Regions from separate parts of the Mus musculus genome. Here region 2 is linked to region 1. Evidence: chromatin loops called from intact Hi-C (ENCODE). Cell type or tissue: heart. All regions are shown on one strand. Links, peaks and the distances in the headings refer to the core of each region. The heading gives the core; the rest is flanking DNA. Region 1 overlaps Gm30520 (a long non-coding RNA gene). Region 2 has its middle 59 kb from the start of Gm31126.

Region 1 (2,805 bases), core at 43-2,542:
TGTTCTGGGAAATGAGTGCCCTGGTCATTGATAACCTGGTTAGTTAGCTGTGTATCACATGAATTGCTCACAGCCTTAGAAGGTAGACAATGAGTACCTCCCTTACTAAGGAAAGCTTGCTGCAGCCAGTGACTGTGTCTACTCAGCTTAGAGTTGCTTCACAAAGGAGAATGTCTAACAGTCCCATACTCATGTACTGCTGCTCATGTAGTCACATGATAGGGCAAGAGGTAGGAATATACCTGTCACTGGGTTGTGACCACCAAAGAGTCATGGTATTTTAAGGACAATCCTACCCAGTTATTTCTGCTTTACTCCATTTTAGCACTTTCAAAAGAACTTTCTACATTTCCACAGCACCATGTCTGCTGCCTGGGTCAGGGCTACACCCTCCTGTGCATCAGTAAAGCCATCTCCATCTTTCAAGCAGGTGGTTTAGTTATGAATCAACACACTAGCTAGGGTCAGTGAGATGACCACAAAAATTGCCAGTGTGGTTACTCAGATAGACTATCTATCCGTCATTAGAGAACGGGATTCTCTTCCACACAAGTAGGCCTGACTACTCTGCCTAGGTGTTAGTAAAACAATCCTGCAGCCATGTTTTGGAGATACAGGAAGTCATATAGTCAAAATTCACCCTTGCATTGCCAATTTCCTGTGTCAGGCCTGCTTGATTGAGAGGCAGACTGTAATGTAGGAGTGTACAAGACACTTGGGTTGTTTGCTAGAGTCTTCTGTTTGTCAAATATGTCAGGTATGTGCTGCCTTCCCTCAAGCCTCTGAGGTCACAGATGCTGGGAAGCCACCAGAGATGGTGAGGCATTTGCATAGATTAAATGAGCCCAACAGCAGCCCCAAGAGGGTCAATAAGCTGCTGGTTAGGCCTTGGTGTTGTGAATCCACAAGTCACTAATACAGAGCAAGATCTACTCTCTCAGCATGAGGCTGAGTGGCCCATCTAACAGGACTCTATGGAGGACATTGAGTGACACAGGCAGGCATAGGCAGTGCTCCACCTATCACAGGCATTGCACACTGCCAGACTCTGTTCTCCATGGGTGGGTGAGCCATAGCGCCACCTACTGGAGCAGTGGAGACTAAACTTTAGAATACATGATGCTTCACTATTACCTAGAAAAAGGTAAATTCTGAGAAATATTCAGGATAATCAGGGAAAACAAGGTTCTTCTTCCCTTCTACTGACATTTTCACTTTCAAAATCAGGGGACAGTTGAGAATTTTTTAGGAAGCAGAGCGTCACACCTGGGAACTGGCAATAGGGACAAGGAAGAGAGTGGGCAGATGTGGTCTACACAAAGCTAAAGAATGTGTGGTGAAGCAGAGGCACCTAGCTGAAACTGGAACTCACTGGACAAGGAGTGAGCTTCTGAAACTTGTGGGACTATTTATCCACATAACTAAGAAGCAAAAAGAAAAGAAAGACACGTAGATCATCCTGGCAACATAGAAAGCCGAACTGACCAGGAAAACTGGGAGCAAGAGCTCCTTCAGGTACAAGGGAGGGGATGGAGCCCGACCTCTTTGTGTCTATCAGGGAGAGAGAAAAGTATGAAGAAAAATGTACTGTGACAGTTAGGCTATGCCCTTCCTCTACAAAGGAGACTTTGCTGGCCCGGGTCCTGAGTGAGGAGAGCTATGTGACTGAGGATGTGAGTTGCAGAACCCTGACAGTGAAAAAATCAAAACTGGGGGTACATTGTAGGCTCTACACGTACAACAAAGCTATCCACATATAATGCTCATAGAGGGGAGCATATGGGGAGGAGAACTGTGCTATCCAGATTTGGAGGAGGATCTCCGGGCCCGTCTGTGGACAAACTGTTTCACCCTCTTAGACCTAGTCTTCTTGAAAGGACTCCTTCTTTCTCACTCATGCAGTAGCTTTGGAAGCACAGAACTTGGTACAAGAAGCACTCTATAAATGATAGGGCCAAATGAAACTTTGTTTGCAGTCATTGTCACTAGCCTGAGTCCAGGGACACTGGTGCTGGGGTTTTGCTTTCCTGGGCTCCACTTGTCAGACAGTGGTCCCATCCTCTGTCTAATCTCTGAGTCCAGCCTGTAGAGATAGCTGGTAGTAGAACAGACTCAGAACCTACAAGGATCTTGCCACACCTCTGCATAATGCTTATCAGTATTTCTGAAGTGACCCCAAGGCTTGGGCCTTTCCTTGTAGGAAAAGTAAAAGCAGGGTTCAAGCATCTATGGAGCATGAAATAGGAAGGATATCTGAGGTCAGGGCAGTTGTGGGCCCATGGGCAATAGGGCTGACCCTACTCTGCCTACCAGGCCTCTTGACCTCATCCAATCCGTGCAGCAGACTGCACCTCTCTGCCTCCTGAAGCCATCACAAGAGCTCATAACTGAACCACGATGAGTTCACTCTTCCCTCTTCTGCAGCATAAAATGGAAGAGCGACTCCCCACTTCTCAGCAGCCATGTCCCCCAAGAGCTTGGAGGATAAGTTGGAGCAGAGATGCAGCAGGTACTGCTATGGCATGTGCTCCCTGCTCAGTGAGTCTCTGCTGGCTCCTGCCTGGTCTCTGAAAACTCTTCCCCTGCCCACCCTAAGCTGCTTCATTCCACAATCTCTCATTCTTCCCCACCTTGATATCAGGCTCCGTGACCTCCATTCTCCTCCCAGGCCTAGTGCTACCTCGCAATGAGACCTAGCCCCAACTTAGGACCTGTGGCTAAGGTCAAGACCCAGGCAAAATTCCTATATACTCAGCAAAACCAGATCCTTCTAAATCTCTGACTAGACTGTAATAACAGCCTTCT
Region 2 (2,805 bases), core at 244-2,743, 300 kb before region 1:
ATGTGACTGAGGATGTGAGTTGCAGAACCCTGACAGTGAAGCAATCAAAACTGGGGGTACATTGTAGGCTCTACACGAACAACGAAGCTATCCACATATAATGCTCATAGAGGGGAGCATATGGGGAGGGGAACTGTGCTATCCAGATTTGGAGGAGGATCTCCGGGCCCGTCTGTGGACAAACTGCTTCACTTCCCTTAGACCTAGTCTTCTTCGAAAGGATTCCTTCTTTCTCACTCATGCAGTAGCTTTGGAAACACAGAAATTGGTAGAAGAAGCACTCTATAAATGATAGGGCCAAATGAAACTTTCTTTGCAGTCATTGTCACTAGCCTGAGTCCAGGGACACCGGTGCTGGGGTTTTGCTTTCCTGGGCTCCACTTGTCAGTCAGTGGTCCCATCCTCTGTCTAATCTCTGAGTCCAGCCTGTAGAGATAGCTGGTAGTAGAACAGACTCAGAACCTATAAGGAACTTGCCACACATCTGCATAATGCTTACCAGTACCTCTAAAGTGACCCCAAGGCCTGGGCCTTACCTTGTAGGAAAAGTAAAAGCAGAATTCAAGTGTCTATGGAGCATGAAATAGGAAGGATATCTGAGGTCAGGGCAGTTGTGGGCCCATGGGCAATAGGGGTGACCCTACTCTGCCTACCAGGCCTCTTGACCTCATCCAACCCAGGCTGCCTCCTGAAGCCACCACAAGAGCTCATAACTGAACCACGATGAGTTCACTCTTGCCTCTCCTGCAGCATAAAATGGAAGAGCGACTCCCCACTTCTCAGCAGCCATCTCCCCCAAGAGCTTGGAGGGTAAGTTGGAGCAGAGATGCAGCAGGTACTGCTATGGCATGTGCTCCCTGCTCAGTGAGTCTCTGCTGGCTCCTGCCTGGTCTCTGAAAACTCTTCCTCTGCCCACCCTAAGCTGCTTCATTCCACAATCTCTCATTCTTTCCCACCTTGATATCAGGCTCCGTGACCTCCATTCTCCTCCCAGGCCTAGTACTACCTTGCAATGAGACCTAGCCCCAACTTAGGACCTGTGCTTAAGGTCAAGACCCAGGCCAAATTCCTATCCACTCAGCAAAAAACAGATCCTTCTAAATCTTTGACTAGACTGTAATAACAGCCTTCTATCTCAGCAGAAGGTGCCAATTAAATGAACTGTCCTTCCTGGAGTGACTGAAATGAGCAAAGGTAAAATTTCTCCTCCAGGAGTATCAAGATATAATTAGTGACCCCACTCTTAACCTTTCCCTGGGCAACCAGGCCACCCAGATCTCCTTGTCAGTCTCTGTCATTCATGCAGATTCCATCATCACAAGTGAAGGAGCAACACAGCCAGGAGCAGACACAGGACATGAACAGCACCAAGGCTCCCACTTCTCATGGGGCAAGTCTGATGTGGGGAGGGTAAATTCTCAAGGACATGTCAATGCCAGGGACAGAAAACTCCACAGTTGCTTGTGAAGGCAGCAAGGCTGTGCAGATGATGGGGTCCTTTAGCTCTAAAAGGCTGTCTAAGACAGGCCAAGATGTGAACCTGAAAGACAGAAGGAAGAGACTAGAGGAAAATGAGTGGAAGAGAAGAGCTACCTGAAATTGAAGCATCACCCACACACTGAGGCCTGGCAAGTGCCAATCCAGAAATCCCTTTAATGACTCAAGCAAGAAACATTTCTAGAACAACTTGCAAGTCAATCATGGCAGGAAGTCGGAGCAAAATACGCAGGGTGACCTCTTTGAGTGCTGCTGATGGTCTGCTGTCAACCATGCTTGCCCAAAGCCCAGCTTCCTCAGCCCATAAAACCAGCATCCTAGAATGGTTGAACATCCCATGAGAATGCCCACACCCAGGAGCCTATTCCTTGACCTGAGGTCTCATCTAAGTCAGAAAGTAAGACACCTGGCATCTTGTGAGGCTCAGGTTGGGCCCAAACCTGCAGGTTCTGGAGTCATGGGATCTCACACTGAGGGACACTCCAGCCTCATCGCTTCCCTGGCCTGCCTTTCCAAATTCTACCATCTGTGTCTCTTGCTAATGTTCCTATGTTCCTGGAAAAACTTCATCAAAAGGTTCAAGTCAGCTGCCATGGTACAGAATCCTCTCTCTTCCTGGTTATCTGCAGGGTTTCAGGGGCCTCAAAGCAGGACCCTATCTGCTTCTGCCTGGGCCATACAACTGCACAGGAGCACTGCCTGCCTTGTCAGGACCATGCTTGCTCTCTCCTGTTTAGAACCTGCCAGAGGAAGGCTGTCCTGGGAGCCCAGAGATTCAGCATGTAGTCAAGCCGGAGCCTTGCAAAGATGACGGGTGACACACAACAGGTGGGTAGGTGGGTGGCCTCAGAAGACACTGAAGACGTGAGACTATCATGAAGACTGAAATAGGATTCCAGTATCAATGATGAAAGCACCATGACTGTGGAGTCACTGGAGGTGCATCAGTGATGTCACTGCTGAGGGCTAATTGAGCCTCCCTGACAGCCTGATGTCACTGCCTGAATTATCAATGAATCTGGCAAAGTCAGGCTTGAGACCTGTAAAAACCTTTCCTCTACTCTAGAATGCAGGCATGTGGGCCTGAAAGCACAATAGTGAGAGGTGTACACTTAACAAAACAGTCTCCAGAATGGTCCCCTTGTCTTCTGCCACCTCACCGAGCCACACTCCCCACCTCAGCCAGCCTGTTCTCTGTCTCTCTCTCCCTCTGAGCATCTTCCAGAGCATCTAGAAGCATCATGGAGACTTTGGTGACTCTCTGCTCTCTGAATGAGCTTGAGGTACAGCAGAGAGCAGAAGGAGCAT

What was found. Peaks named below come from ENCODE experiments on the same cell type or tissue, not always from the same donor. Only the 100,000 strongest peaks of a DNase experiment are listed, where the experiment ranks them.
Region 2: it touches region 1 in a loop (21-fold over the local background); 13 of 42 quality-filtered maps call a loop at or near these places.

What each region holds. Positions count from the first base shown.
Region 1 is chr13:50,030,209-50,033,013 of GRCm38, reverse strand. The region is part of intron 2 of Gm30520 (a long non-coding RNA gene); the gene reads right to left. Among named protein-coding and RNA genes, the nearest start is that of Gm30520, 23 kb to the right of the region's middle. In heart, for the core only: a CTCF peak has its summit at 1,088 (motif pointing left); no DNase peak of the experiment used is centred there.
Region 2 is chr13:50,325,419-50,328,223 of GRCm38, reverse strand. It overlaps the pseudogene Gm46385. Among named protein-coding and RNA genes, the nearest start is that of Gm31126, 59 kb to the right of the region's middle. In heart, for the core only: no CTCF peak of the experiment used is centred there; no DNase peak of the experiment used is centred there.